2 separate regions of the Mus musculus genome follow, and region 2 is linked to region 1. The links are chromatin loops, found by intact Hi-C in ENCODE. Cell type or tissue: left cerebral cortex. All regions are shown on one strand.

Evidence for each region. Hi-C counts contacts between places; a loop is a spot of excess contacts. Peaks named below come from ENCODE experiments on the same cell type or tissue, not always from the same donor. Only the 100,000 strongest peaks of a DNase experiment are listed, where the experiment ranks them.
Region 2: it touches region 1 in a loop (2.2-fold over the local background); 5 of 42 quality-filtered maps call a loop at or near these places.

The regions. Positions count from the first base shown.
Region 1 is chr1:13,528,362-13,536,361 of GRCm38, reverse strand. No RefSeq gene overlaps it. Among named protein-coding and RNA genes, the nearest start is that of Tram1, 58 kb to the left of the region's middle. In left cerebral cortex, a CTCF peak has its summit at 4,643; a DNase peak (open chromatin) is centred at 4,625.
Region 2 is chr1:13,369,448-13,377,447 of GRCm38, reverse strand. Ncoa2 (nuclear receptor coactivator 2) reads left to right here and starts at 3,365. Exons shown (of 23, transcript NM_008678.3): 1 at 3,365-3,510. It also overlaps the pseudogene Gm51852. In left cerebral cortex, CTCF peaks have their summits at 470 (motif pointing left), 2,883 and 4,389; DNase peaks (open chromatin) are centred at 4,035, 4,338, 4,891, 6,789 and 1 more place; H3K4me3 peaks cover 3,591 bases; H3K27ac peaks cover 2,477 bases.

The DNA.
Region 1 (8,000 bases):
AGATCTCCCATGCTCATGGATTGGCAGGATTAAGATAGTAAAAATGGCTATCTTTCCAAAAGCAATCTACAAATTCAATGCAATCCCCATCAATATTCCAAATCAATTCTTCATAGAGTTAGAAAGAGCAATTCATACATTCATTTGGAATAACAAAAAACCCAGGATAGCAAAAATTATTCTCAACTATAAAAGAACTTCTGGAGGAATCACCATCCCTGACCTCAAGCTGTATTACAGAGCAATAGTGATAAAACAAAACAAAACAAAACAAACAAACAAACAAACAAACAGCAAAAAAAAAAAAACCCTGCATGATATTGGTACAGAGACAGGCAGGAAATCAGTGGAATTGAATTGAAGATCCAGAAATGAACCCACACACCTATGGTCCCTTGATCTTTGACAAAGGAACTAAAACCATCCAATGGAAAAAAAGACAGCATTTTTAACAAATGGTGCTGGCTCAACTGGTGGTCAGCATGTAGAAAAACTGCAAATCAACCCATTCTTATCTCCTTGTACAAAGCTCAAATCCAAGTGGTTCAAGGACCTCTACATAAAACCAGAGACACTGAAACTTATAGAGGATAAAGTGGGGAAGAGCCTCGAACACATGGGCACAAGGAAAACATTCCTGAACAGAACACCAACGGCCTATGCTGTAAGATCAAGAATTGACAAATGGGACCTCATGAAATTGTAAAGCTTCTGTAAGGCCAAGGACACTGTCAATAAGACAAGAAGGCCACCAACAGATTGGGAAAACATCTATACGAATCTCACATGCGATAAAGGGCCAATATCCAATATATATAAAGAACTCAAGAAGTTGGACTCCAGAGAACCAAATAACCCTATCTTAAAAATTCTGCATAGCGAGTCCAAGATACTCTGAATTTGACCAGATGCACTAGGGCCTCGCTCATTAGCAGGAAGGATTTCTGAGAGTCCTGGTCTGAGAGAGTCTCGGACCAGCTGAGCAGCCCAGAAGAGGCCGGTCCAGCCTCTCTGACTTGAACGCCCGGAGCCTGCACAATCAGTCTCACGTGCCTTTGTGAGCTCCCATCTCTGTCAGGGCTGACGTGCAAAGCATCCGCTATTGAGTCACTCCTGTTCCTGTAAGTCCCTCTCAGCCACACTCCAAGGTGCATTTTGATTGATCAGTCATGGATTGTTATCTGGGACAAGTAGGTGTTTGCGCAAATCGCCTCAGGAATAGTGTCACGTGACAGGAGGTCAAAGGACAACTAGCAGGAAGCCTGTTCTCTTCTACTACTGGGTGGGTCCCACCGACTGAACTCAGGTCATCAGGCGTGCGGACAGGTGCCTAATCCCGCATCCCGCTGAGTTCCCAGAGTTCTGGTTTTGTTGTTGTTGTTTGGTTAGTTGGTTTGGTTTTTTTTTTTTTTTTTTTTTTTGGTAGCTATAGAAGTCAGAAAGCAATGGGATCTTTAAGGTACTGAAAAAATAATGAACAAAACATTCCATAAAGAGTAAAATGCACTTAGAGGGGAAAGGTGAGCCCCCCCCGTGCTGCATGCTCATAGGGTGGGGGGAGCAGGAAGGTTGCACGTTCAAGGCTGGCCTAGGCTGCGGTAAGATCCCATTCTAACTAAAACCAAGTAGGGAATACAAATGAACTAGTTAAAAAGCAGAAGTAGTTTTATCACTCGAAGTGCAAACTAGTGAAAACCTTGGACAGATTTTCTTCTGGATAGACAAAAGGCAGGGAGCTAGAAATGCAGGGTCCACAGAAGCCATGGACTGGTGCCCTCTGGGTAAATCTAAAGGAGTACTGTTGACAATAAACCGGAGCACAGGAAAAAACAAACAAACAAACAAGAAAGTAAATGGAAATTAAGTATTCTAAGGTCTCAGGATTGCCTGAAAAGAGATTCAAGTACCAATTTATACTTACATTAGACTTTAAAAAGTTAAATTAAAAAAAAAAAAAGCTCTTCTCATTGGAGCAGTTATCTAGGTACCTACGCCACCCCACACAAGCACTCACATAAAGAGTAATTAGAAGGTGGGCAGTTTCTAATCAAGGGAATTGAATAATAAAAGGACAGGCAAGAACTACAAGGGAGAACAGGCCGGGAAAGACAATTGGCTTTATGCAATGTGGAGGTGTGTTTAGCCTTCTAGTAATAGTAATTAATTAAGTGTAACTGGGTAAGAAACTATAATTAAAGACAAAGATTTTCAAATAAATACACAGAAACATAAAGTTAAAAAATAGTGTTTAAAACCCCAAATTGGTTCTTTGAAAATATGTATAAAATTAGTAAAAAGTGTCCCAAATGGACAGCATAAGTGGATGTGTGTCTGAAGCCCAGAGGTGTAGCTCAAAGAGTCGGTACCTAGCCCTGAGCCTGGGAAGTCTGGAGAACGACCACTGGGGCGCATGGCTGAGGAAACGGAGAAGTGCTTTCTGGCAGTCAAGGGGCATTCAAGGCTCTTTTAAGGGCCTTGAAAATGGAAAAGACCATCACTGTGCATCTAAGGCAGCAGGGATAGCCAGACATGATAGCAGCACCTTTAATCTAGGCATTTGGAAGATAGAGGTTCCATGAGCCTGGTCGACAGAGCTAGTTCTAGGCCAGCCAGAGGTAAAACAGAAAGATCCAGTCTCAAACAAACAAACAACCCACCCACCCACGAGGGCTAAAGGTAGTGGTATCAGAGAGATGGGCAGTGAGCTAGATGCTAATATGTTGGAGATATCAGGGGTCAGCCTTCAGACCTCCGTAAGCATCACTTCAAGGTGCAACCCACAGTGGTGCAGGAGAAAGGTCTGCCTTGGGATGAATGCTGGATTGTTTGGGAATGACAACGGGGCTGGGTCAATTACCAACGTGGAGGAAGGGGGCTGGGCAGGTTCTAGGGCACCGCACTGAGGAGTGGGGAGGGAAGGGGCAGCTGGGGGCAGCATACTTCAGAGCAAGAATCTGAGGAGAACATTAAGGGGTTAGGGGATGGGGCTTCTGGCACCAATGGGTTGGATAAAAGGAGTCAGGGCTAGCTTAGGGTGGAAAAGTGTAGACAGAATAAAGGAAGTCTGCGGGTGTTTGGCACCGGGAGGACAGGAGAGAAGGAGTGACACCATCTATCAGTGAACTCCAGGGAATTAGGAGGCAGAGCCTGACACAGAAGCAGGGCCTGACCAGGAGGCGCGGAGGCCGCTAGTGGATAGTTTGGGCTGGTTGGGTTTCTCCCCCGATAAACTTGTTTGTTTCCATGTGTGCTTTTGCTCCCTTTCGGTTTGTGGCGCCCCCCGCTTGCCCTCCTCTCCACCCTGTGGTGGCTTTATTGTGATTACAGTGGGGCCACAGGACCCTCTAGCTCAGTGTGGTGTTTGGCCTCCTCTAGAACCTCATTCAGAGAGATAAGGGCACCCTTTGCTGCACGGATCTCATTTCTGTGGGTTGGAGAAGCATGCAGCAGCCTCTTTCAGCTGGAAGAGCCAGGTTCTGTGAGCTTCATCCAGAGGGCCTTCAATAGACCTCCTAGCAAGCTGAGGTGCAGTCATAGCATGCTGCCAGGTGCCTGACACGCCAAAGATTTAAACTAAATGAGGGTCTAACTTTTCATTAGTAATCATAATAGTTTGGGGAAAGAGTCTAGATGCTGCTTTCAAAAACAAAACACCTGAGGCCTAGTTCAGTCAATAGTGTTTGCTACGTCACAAGCAAAAGGGCCTCAGCTCCGGTCCAGACAGAAAAAAAAAAGCTGGTGAGATGGTTCCATTAATCCCAGAGCCTGAGAAGCAGAGCAGAGAGCCTCACAGCAAGCTCCAGTGCTAGATCCTGGGAGACACACACACACACACACACACATACACACACCACATACACATAACACACACACACAGAGCTATGGCTGTAAGGCAGGTTGTGTAAATTGCAGTGTTTAGCAGCTGTGAGACTCTTCTGGCTTCCCCAGCAGAGCAAGCGAAAGAGAAAGAGGAGAAACTTAGCAATCTTCAAAGGACCCACACCCAATAGTGAATCAACGATAAATTTGAGCAGCCCAAGGGGGAAAAACACAAATGCATATTCCAAAACTGCATTATCTAAAAATGTCCCTGTAGAGAAAAGCAAATTAAAGCTATACTGAAATAACATTTTAATTTGTCAGCGTCTGGCTGGCAGTGGTGCTGACCTACCAAAAAAGCAGATGACTCGAAGAAACATTCCACATATTTTTGGCATTTCACGTTCCTGCATCTCTGTTCCCTCTACATAGAATGCCCTTTGGCCCTTTGCTGTTGGCAGTTCTACCCCAGACTCCAACTCATGTTTCAGAACGCATCTCACCTCCTTCAGGAACCTCAGCCCTCTGGGCTGGGCTGACTAATCCATCTCTGTTCTTTGTTTGCATGTAATCTTTTTCTTTTCTTTCTTTCTTTTTTTTTTTTTTTTTAAATCATCTGATCATATTCATGTCTTGCTGGTTTCAGTGTCGATTTGCTTTTCGCCTTTCCCAGCCACTCTGCAAGAACACCGAGTCTAATTTGATTCCTCATTCCCAAGGTCCAAGTCGTTGGAAGTACTCAAAGATTCTTTGTTGGGCCCGTGAATGCAGAACTTGTTTCTAGCCCCAGAGAATGCGCTCGGTGGGCTGGGCGACGCTGGGGCTGTGTGCACGCTAGCGTGTTCCGCTGGGGGGCAGTGTTGTTCAGTGAAAGGAGATCGGCCTTGAGGGGCCCTAAGGCCCCAAGGGTTTCCTCCTGCCAGATAGGGGCACACAGTCACGGGAAAACAGTTGCAAACCAAGATAAAACAAAACAAACAAAAACAAAACATCTACAAGAAGAGCGTGAAGATTAAGAATAATGAATCAGCATAATTGGTTGTTTTATCATAAGGAAGGCCTTGATTGCTTGGTTAAATAATACCAAAAACAATGGCAGAAAAAGGTCCATTTCAAAGAAATATTTGTTAGTAATTTAGGACAGAATCCCATTTTGTAACCCAACCGAGGCTGGAACTCACTCTGGCCTACATGTAGCCTAGGGAGGCTTTGAACTTGTGGTAATCCTCTAGTCCCAGACTCCTAAAATCGAGGGATTACAGGAGTGAACCACTCAACCCAGCTTCAAGAAGTGTTCTTCAAATCACGCAGCAAATGATTGGCAGTCTGAAGCTGTTGACAGGGTTCCTCTGCCTCCCTTAGAGGGCTCACATTTGGGTGCCAGAGCTTGGCGCTCCTTTTGAATTGGGTGTCCCATGGGGTTTAAGCGGGTCAAAGATTTGAGGAACACTCTTTGCCAGGCCCTGATTCAGCTCCATGTGTATTAAATAGATTTTGTGCGCAGGCCTGGGAAACAAGCCACCACCTATAACTCTGTTTCTATGGGGAAAGATTTTCTGTGTTCCAAACAACCAATGTACTAATGAACTCCTGGAACACAACCTATTTGTCGATGGGACTGGCTGCCCGGTGTACACGCCTGAGCCAGCCGCCCAAGTGGCTACGCAGTGTTGATTTAATTATAATGGGTTCTCTACGGTGACTAATCTAGCTGTGGTCTCCACAATTGACAGGGAATTCTGAGAAACTGGAGAAGAGTTCTGCAAAGAACCACAAAGATGATTAAAGGACTACAGGAAAACCCAATTTGGTCTCTACAGCTTGTAGAAACTCATTTAATGATATCTCTCAAACAAACAAAAAGAACATTTGATTCTGCACCGCGTCAAGGGCGTTTGTCCTTTGCTAACTATGATAGATTTGTGCAAAAGGGGTTCAGTGTTTGCTGGGACCCCGACTCTCTACAGGGTTCTCTATGGGCCATAACGAACTTTATCTGCATTGCTACTTTGCCCGATGGATACAGTTACCTCTGCTTAACTGATAAGGACTTCGACTGAACTGACTCCTTGAAAGAAAACTTTCTTCATGTGTGTATATGTGGGGTGTGTGTGTGAGTGTGAGTGAGTGTGTATATGTGTGAGAGTGTGAGTGTATGTGTGAGTGTGTGTGTGAGTATGTGTGTGAGTGTGCGTGTGCCTGTTTGCATGGCTGCATATGCTGTGAGTGTGAATACACATGTTTGCGTTGTGTGTTTATGGTGTGATGTAGGTGTTATGTGGGTGTAAGTTTGCTTGTTTACATGTGTAGGTACACAGACGCCTGGCTGTGCATGCAGACAGAGGCCAGAAGTTGACCTTTGGTGTCTTCTTCAACCATTGTCCCGATTACTGAGGCGGAGTCTTTTATCGATCCTGGAGATCCTGAGTGGATCCTGGATCCACTTTGGTCCGTCTGGTTAGCAGGCTTGCCCCAGGGATCCCTGATTTCTGTCTCCCAGGATTATAGTGGAACTCCACACTCAGGGACCTCCGTGTGGAGATCCCGGCTCTGGTCCTCCTGGTCTCACATAGTCCCTCCCCTGCCCTGATGAAATATCTTCAGACTAGCACTATAGACTGTAGGTTTACGTTCAAGTTAGATTTCTCTCTAAGGCCCAGGTTTCCCGGCATACACCTAGGGCCTGTAATCCAGCACTGGGAGGTGGGAACAGGACGTCAAGGCCAGTGTGGTCTAGGTGAGAGTTTTCCCTAAAATAAAACAACCCTACAAATAAATCAAAATAGATAAATAAATTAAAGTTCCACACTGCAACCAGAGTGATATTTTTCCTGAAATATAGAGCATCCTTCCCCTGCATAAAATAGTTCCACACATTCTCTGCTCCTGAGATGAAATTTGAGTTTATTAGCATGGGGCGGGGCTAGAGTTCTGGCCTCCTACCGTTACCCTCTCCCACTCTGCCTAGTGCCCTCTCCACAGGCTGCCAGCTGTCCCCCGGACAGCTTCCTGTCCTTGCGCCTCACGTGATCCCTCGACTGACTGACAGTTCTGTTCATCCTTCCTTCCCCAGGGCAGCTGACAGTCCTCTTCAGGCTCTCATTGCTTGTTACATTTACATCTGGTTTATTGAGTCAGAGTCTTTTTATTATAGGGCCCGGGCTGACCTTGAACTCACAGATCTACTGGTCTCTAGTGCTTGAGTTAAAGACATGTACCACTCTGCCTGGCTTACATATAATAGCATTCATTACAGAGAATTCTACATGTATGTCAGTTTTTCTAGGCAGCGCCTTTATTCCCAGAGAGGCAGAGGCAAGTAGATCTCTGTGAGTTGGAGACCAGCCTGGTCCACATAGCAAGTTCCAGAACAGTCAGGGCTTGAAAAAAAAAATCCTAAATAAATAAATAAATGTATATCAATTCAGCCATAGACATTCCCAAACCTGACTGCCTACATCAATCACTTAAAAATTGTTAAATAAATATAAATAATCATATCACAAGTTATGTTACAGATAGCAAAAGAATGACATAAATATTTACCTGTCTACTCCCATCATTGGTCTGGCTAAAAAGAGGAGCTGAAATTGTACACATGACCATGTGGCCCTTACTTATCTTTGACTACATTTCCTGGATGGGAAGGAAAGGTCTGCAGCTGCCAGGAGGATGCAGAGGATTATGAGAAAGGTCAGCTTGGCATCCGAGAGTGTCCCACAACGGGTATCACAGAGGCCACAGAGAAGGAGAGATCAAGTGCTTCTGTCCCTTTAAGTTTAGGAAGCATCCAGGGATCCACACCTCAAGGAATTGCAGTTCTTTGTGAACATCCCCAGGTAAATCTCTCACTCTGGCTCACATGGGGCAACCATGGGGTTGAGAAATGATATATTTACTTGGTTTTTTTCTTTAATAAGCCCATTCTTTTGTTATCCTTTGCAACAGAGAAGAAAACAGTCATACTTACAGAGCCTGTCAAAGTTCAAGGCCAACACCCAGGCTTTCTAAATCCCCTTTATGTCAAGGGATCCCAGGTCCTAATGTTAAGGGACCCCAGCTTGCAGGCTGCAGAATGACTATTCTCTTTTGTGCTAAAGTCTCTTCATTCTGTTTCTATTGACCTGTGGAGCCTGAAGCCATACCATCCCTCTGTCACACAGAGCTCTGGGCAGCTCAGA
Region 2 (8,000 bases), 160 kb after region 1:
CCATCTCACCAGCCCCCTACTACTCAGTTTTAAAAATACTTAATTTTACCTGCATTGGTGCTTTGCCTGCATGTATGTCTGTATGAGGGTTGGAACCCTTTGAATTGGAGTTATAGGCAGTTAGGAGCTGCCATATGTGTGCTGGGTGGTGAACTTGCTATGTAGCCAAGGATGGCTTTGAACTCATCCCGTGCCTCTACCTCCCCAGTGCTGCAATTAGAAATATGAGCCATCATATCAAGTTGATTCTGAGGTCTCAGGAATTGATACTTCAAAACAGGGAAAGCCTTTTTTATAAGAATGTTTTATAGTGTACTCATGTAAATAAAATAAATAAAATTTTTAATAAAAGGGGAGCTGAAGAGATGGCTCAATGGTTAAGAGCACTGACTGCTCTTACAGAGGTCCTAAGTTCAATTCCCAGCAGCCACATGGTGGCTCACAACCATCCGTAATGAGATCTGATGCCCTCTTCTGGTGTCTGAGACAGCTGCAGTGTACTTATGTAAATAAAAGCAATGTTTGATGATTTGGACCCTGGCAAAAGAGGTATGAAAGGCCACGAGGCCTCGCCAGATACAGTTGTCCCTTTTCTTTCTGTAGCTTCACTGGTCCATGCTCAACTACAATTTGAGAATAGTAAGTGAAAAATTTCATAGATAACTCACAACTTTTACATTGCTTGCCACTATGTCATGTAATTTTACAATGTCTTCTTCAGTCCCACTTTGTACCAAATCCACCCCTTTGTGTAGTCTCTGCTTACTATCTGTGCTTTTTGGCTACCAAGAAAATCTATAAAGTGTTCCCTTCAAGCAAAACAATTCAAGTACAGAGAGATGTGCGTGGGAAAGCCTACAGATATTTGTGTAACACTGATTATAGTATAGCTTTCATTGTTTTGTAGTATTAGTTACAACCTCTCACTCTGCTTAATATATAAACTTTATCATTGGTATCCAGGTAAAGAAAAAACATGTTAGGAACTTGGTACTCTATGTGATTTCAAGGGTCACTAGAGGGTATTACATTGGCTGAGGTGGGAGGGTCTTGGGCCCTAGGAGCTTAGTCTGGAGAATGAGAAGGGCAAATGCACAAACAAGGCCACACGCTCTGTACAAACAGAACACAGTAATACTTACGTGTTGTTGAACTGGCACAGGACTTAATAGGCAAATACAAAAATAGTTTTCTGCAACCCGGAAATCATTGTTCAGTATGAGTCTTGATACATACAGGAGAGATTGTTACTCAAGGCAGCTCAAAGATGATGTATTGATAATACGGCTGGTTCTAAGAATACAAAGTTAAACATATAAAAGCAAAATAAATAAATACCACAGTTATAACATGGGTGTGACGTCTTGACACTATTTCAGTACTCCAAAGTGACATGATTCTTCCAGGTCCCGCTGGAGTGAGGCAGCTGGGCATGGAGTTCTTTACGCTACTGTAAGAGCTGTTTGGTTTGTTTTATTGTTTAGAGACAGTCGTGTGTCTTGAGCATTCAGTAAGAAGGTGCACTGAGTAACACAGCATGGAAGCAGGGATGTGTTTGTCTGCACGTTCAGCACAGGTAGTTTTTTCATGTTAATTCTGTTGCCACTGAGCACTGATGGACTCTGGATAGCTGCCTCTCCCCTCAAGAGTTGGAATAGAAAGCAACAAGAGTCTTTCTTAACTCTTAAGAATTTAGGACAGGAGAAGAAATCTAAGTGGCAATGGGGACATTCCTGCGAGGAACCCAACCTCCCTGCAAAAATATTATGGGTTAAGAGTGGAGGAGGACAGATCAGAGGGACACTCTGTATCTCCTTGTTCTGTCCCTAAGCTGCTGAAGGCTTTTGAGTCTTCGGGGAACATAATTTATTCTAGCTAATTAAAAAAAAAATCCTTAAAATTTACTAACAGGTGGTCAAAACCAATCATTCCAAACAGCAGACACTTCCCTGAAAAACGTGAAGTAGCCTATTGCAGACCTCCTTCCGATTCCACTCACCAATGTTAACATTTGTTACAGCTTTCTAAATATTTTCTAGCTATAGCCAAGTAGGCATATACTTTTCTTTTTCTTTGTCATAATAAACTGGAGCTAAAAAAAAAATACGATCAAAAAGCATGTTTTGCAATTAATGGACCTGGGCTCAAATCTTGCCCACCTTGCTTACTGTGTAACTCTACAAAAATTACTTCTTTAGGTTTCAATGTTTTATGAGGTATAAAAATAGCAATTACTTCGTAAGGTTTGAGGATTAAAATTTGGAGTGTGTGTGAATCACTTAATGCAGTGCCAAGTCGTTACAGTTCAATAAACACTTATTGTCTATGGCAAGTGACCTTTCATAAGAGTTAAAATAAGGAAACGTGTTCCTGTCATATTTTGATAACTTCCGTTAAGCAAACAAATGTTGCTCATTTCTTTCAACTAATTATATCTAAATGGAAAAGAAGTTGCTTTTCCAGTTAAAAACCAAACAACATTTAAACGTGAAAACTCCTCCACGTCTCCTTAATCCCAATACTCCATTGAGGATTTGATAATGGATTCCCCAATTAAAAAACAAAACAAAACTTTTGTTGTCTCACTGCGTGCGGAGAACACTCCCCTCGGTCTTTCTAAATACTGAGCAGCCTTTGCTTTGTCAGGCAATCCCGGGGTGGTACCCCGGTAAGTTCGCCTCCCGCGGTCACGCCCCTCTATCCCCTCCAGAGACCTCAGGGACAGCAATTGGGGAGGCGTATCCACGAAAAAACCGAGGGGACATGGTGGCCAAGGAGTGCGCCCCGGAACAGCGTCTGGGTGCAGAGGTGCGCCCGAGGGGTGCAGGCTGCCGGCTACCGGGCCCTGCCTGAGCGCGCGCGGGAGGCACCTCTGGGACTAGGTTTTCCGCGACCTTCTCGCCGCAGCGTCCCTGCCGTCGGAGGCGCGGCAGTCCCTTGGCCTCCACCCCCAGGCCCGGGCCAGTCCCCCTTTTTAGCTTTCTTTTGGGCATTGCCCTTTGCCCTCGCATGGAGTCCTCTGTTGACTCTCCCTTCACTTCCAGTCACCCATAGGTCACGGTCCCTAGACCACAGCCACCCATCTTGTCCAACTCCCCGAGCTCTGAAGTCTCGCCAGCCAGGGAGATGCTGAGGACCCCGCGGGTGGGGTAGCCCCGGTGTTCCCGGGCCCACGCTCGGGGGCGCGGGACGCAAGTTTCCGCCCGGTCCCCTGAGCGGTGACAGCGTTCGCTCGGAGGCGGCGGGGAGGCGGAGGGCGGGCCAGCCCCGTGCCCGAGCCCCCTCCCCTGCTCGCGAGCTCGCGCGGTCTGTGTCTCTCTCCGCAAGTGCAGAGCCGCGGAGGAGGAGGGGGAGGAGGAGGAGGGAGCTGGGGGAGGATCTCCATTGAAATAAACAACCAGGCAGCAGTTATTAACACGGGAACATGGCGGCCGCAGCCTGGGCTCCCGCGGCGGCGGCGGAGGTCAGCGCCGACGGCAGCCCGCACCTGACGGCGTGACGGCCACATTGGTAAGCGCGCCTCCCCTGGGGGCTCACGGGCGGCGGGCGGGGGGCGCCGCATTCCCACCCGGGCCGCTGCCCTTGGTGCGCGCAGCCCGGCGGAGCCGCGCGCCGGCCGGCCGGGCAGGCTGTTGTTGTGTGCGGGCACCGCTGCCCAGGCGTGCGGAGCCCGCGACGCCCATCCTCGAGGCGCGGCCGAGCCGGGGACTCGGCTCCCGGGGGGAGGGGGGAGGGCGGGAAGACGCCGAGTCCCCGGGAGAGAAAGGAGGCGCTCGGGCGCCGGGCGAGAGAGCTCGGGAGACGAGCCCTGGAGCGCGAGGCGGGTGGAGGCTGCAGCCCGCGGCGCCGGCCGAGAGGTGAGCACCAGGCTGGGAAGCGGCGGTTGTGCCGCGGGCCCCTGCTCCGGCCCCCTCGAGGCTGCGCGGCGCAGCCCGGGCAGGCGGGGGAAGCCCGGGCCGGCGGGCGCAGTCGCGGCCGGTGCTTTCTTCCCGGGAGGCGTGCGGCCACTGCTGCACGGGTGGGAGCCGGCCGAGGGGAGGCAGGACCTGGGAAGTGCCGGGGGTGTGTGAAGGTGACGCGGCCGGCAGGGGCGGCGGCGGGGGCTCGGGCGTCTGGGGGGCCTCGGGCTTGGGTGGCTTCGGGGCGGTAGCGCTCGGGCCGCGCAGGCCGGGCCGCGGTGGGGGCGGGGAGCCGGGGTCGGGCGGCGGCGGCGGTGGCGGCGCCGCGCCGGGCTCGCCCCTGACTTAACTTTCTGGGTGCGGGCATGTGTGCCGGAGGCGCGCTGGGGCCGCGGCCGGGGGCGGGAGGCGGGCTGCGGGCCAGGAGGTTCCGGGTTGGCTCGCCAGCGCCCCCTCTTCCGTACCCCTTCTGCGGCCCCTGCAGGGACAGGCCCTCGGGGGCCCCCCGCGGGAAGCGGGAGGGGTCCTGGCGGCCCTCGCGCCCCGGTCACGCCCTGGGCCGGGGACCCTCCTCTCCGGGCCCCTGGAGGCTCCCGGGGAGGCGTCCAGGGTCGGCGCCGCGGGCTGGAGTGCCCGCACCCCGCCCCTGGGGGAGTCCTGGAGGCGCCGCGGCCGCGCTCGGGGGTGGCTCGGTCCCTGCTTCCATGGTCCCTCCCTTTCCCCTCCCCCAAGTGGCTTCCGGGGCCTGCGGACTGAGGGGCGGGAATCGGGGACCCGAGCCCCTTACTCTCCGGGAGTGACGTTGGGCCTCAAGCCTAGAGGGCCTGTCACTGGCAGGGGAAACTTTCCCAAACCCGAGCCTGAGCTCGAGCACCCTCCTCCGCCACCTCGTCCTCTAATCCCACTCCCACTCCACCTCCTCCGACTCCTTCCCCTCCCACCGACCCGAATCTGGCTGTGCCTGACTGATGGGGCAGTGAGCCAATGGAAGGCAGGAACTGACCTGCCGGGTACCGGTAAGCCAATGGTGGGAGCCAGAGGCAGGAAGGAGGCGGGGTTTCTTCCGTCCAGTTAGGGCTGAGTTGCAGGCGGGGCGGGGGAGCCTTGGAGACGCCGCGAGCCCTCCACTCTGGCGCGTCCCTTGGTCACCCGCACCTGGGTTTGTGGAATAGTGTCACTCACAGAATCTGTGACCCGGGGAGACCTGCATAGGTGCGCGAAGATATTGCTTTTCTCTGGTGCTGCGAGAGGCGTTGTTTTAGACATGACAAAGTCTAAAGCCACTTCAGGATGTGGCAGTAACTGCGAGGCCCGGTTTTAAAATGGCATATGTTGATAGTGACCGCGTTCTGGATCTCAGCACCAGGTGAGATCTTTGAAGGTCTGCGTTAGTTTCACTGGGCTTCTGTCCAGCACCCGGACGATGGTGAATTGAAAGGGCACCCTGAGAGTAAAGGCGCGGGGTGGCCTCTTGTGAGGTGATTTTTAGGAGTGCTAAAGCATTCTTGTTTGGAATTGGCCTCACTGGGATCTTGTTTAATCAGACCAACACCAATTTCCCAAGTCTCCTTGAAAGTTTCGTGCTTGGTCTGGGTGTGACATTTTAACAAAGTTACTGGTTATGCTGTGCATATTTTTTTGTCTTGTTCTTGGGTAAACAAAATGAAGTTTTGAACCAAAGCGCCACTAAGATACCAAGCGTGGGTACTTAGCAAAAGCAGCTAAAGAATATTTGTTGGCAGAAAACAAAAGGAATAAAGTATAGCAGTATAGCTTTCCATATTACTCCCTTACAAAAGATTCGTAAAACATTTTATCTATTTATTTATTTATTTATTTATTTATTTTTAGTTTCCTTAAACACGGATGAATTGTACAGTATGTGGCTACTTCTCTGATGTGTAAGAGGTCAAGAGCTATCTTTGGTTGTTTGGGTCCAGTGAACTGACTTTCTTGACTCCTGAGTTTTAGGAAAGGGGGGCGGGGGCGGTTCCCTTGAGGATCCCTGGTTGCTCAGCGGGAATTGCGGTCTGTTAAAAAGACCGCCGCTGCTGCTGCAGTGCTTTTTGTGTGTGTACATGCTCTGTTCTTTGTTGGTGAGGTTAGTCCAACCGGAGGGCAGCAACACATTCCTTTTCCCAATTGGAATCTTTGGGAGTTCAAAGGATGAGAAATGTTAAACTTAAAATCCATTCATTTTTGGAATCTGTCACCCATGAATTTAATTTTGGGATTTAAAAAAATATCTAATGGGCACGAACCACACTGGGTTCTCCAGCTTTTATTACTATTGGATTATTAAGAAAGGACTTGCGAGAGACTAATGTAAGGAAAGAGTAGTGTGTAATATGTGACTTTCAAATCTATAGTGTAGATTCCCAACCTGTGTAATTTTAGACGTTCTTGTAGAAGTAAATTGCTTTTTTTTTTTTTCCTTCGAGACAGGGTTTCTGTGTATAGCCCTGGCTGTCCTGGAACTCACTTTGTAGACCAGGCTGGCCTCGAACTCAGAAATCCGCCTGCCTCTGCCTCCCAAGTGCTGGGATTAAAGCTGTGTGCCACCACCACCTGGTGTAAATTACGTTTTTCTGTAGCTTTTGAAGTGTTATTTTGGTGATAAATGAGTCAAGTGAAAGATAAGCACTTATTTCAACTGACAGAAGTAGGGAGTATTGTAAATTAATGTTCAGAACCCAGCAACATTCAGAGACTCCCACTGCTGGTTAATTTGGGAGGCCACTCTGATGCAGGCCCTTTCTCTTTCCTGAATTCTTAAAAGCAACCCATTATTTCACTTCATTCTCCATAAGGATCCTTCAAAGCGTTCTTAGATTCTTGGTGGCAGAGAATAGCAAGTCGCCTAATGCCTGGTGAGGGGAAAAACCTCGCAAGCATATGGAGGCATCTAGAAAAAGATGTGCATTGTCAGCGGCGGCGATTCCATTGTGTGCTCTCTTGCTGGAGCTGAACCTTCTTCCTCCTGGGAATTTCCCTCTTAAAAGAGAGGATTTCTTTGACTTTAGATGTCAGGGTGCTGAGGCCCAGGTTTCAGGACAGCTCAACAATCATTCATGTGAGTTTAATGCTTTTGAGGACTTAATATTTTTAAAAATATTTTTAACCCCTCATCGATTAAATATAATTTAGATGACTTTCAGCATGAGAGACATCTTACTGAAAATACATATAAAAGATGGAGGGTCCTAGGATTGCATAAAGGGTTAATGGTTCTCCCCTTACCTCTCAATAGATGCGTCTTATTAAAGCTTTCCAGTCTCCATGGAATCCATGATCTCTGATTACGTTTCTATTTTACATGTAGAAGTTAAGGACTCAGTGCCTTAGCTGTTTCAGGCCACAGTAGGTTGCTATTTGACCCATACTTTGACAGCTTAGATCTCTAGGAAAAATTGTTTTTGTCGTATTGAATACAAAGGCAGTCCGTATATTGTTAGAAAGAAAAAGCATGAAGAGTGGCCCTTTAAAGCATTTTTAATAGAAGACTAATTTTCTGGTATGCATGGGTGTCTTTGATATCTTGGTCATTGTTGTGTTGTGGTTGAAATTATATTTAAAAGTTTAACTATTTTTAGTTGTTAATATGATAAAACCAATGTTTAAGCCCTATTAGCTTTTTAATTTGTTTATTTTTTAAGATTTATTTATTATATGTAAGTACACTATAGCTGTCTTCAGACACCCCAGAAGAGGACATCAGATCTCATTATGGATGGCTGTGAGCCACCAAGTAGTTTCTGAGAATTGAACTCAGGACCTCTGGAAGAGCAGTCAGTGCTCTTAACCACTGAGCCATCTCTCCAGCCCCATGATACTGATTTTTGAATGAAGAAAAGCCATGGAATGGAAAACACAATGTTGAGTTCTTTTTCCCCTTTTCTATCACACGCTCCTTTGCCTCCATGTCTTCTAAGTGGAAAGAAAGGAGGCACTCAGTGTTTATGCGCTTCTTTCTTTCTTTTGTTTTTGTTTTGATTGTTTCCTACTTTTTGATTTAGACTAGAGAAGCAAGAAGGGGTGCCATGGCATACCACCCTCTGAAGCCTCTTAAAGTATCCTACCTGGCAAAGCTGTAAAGTGCAG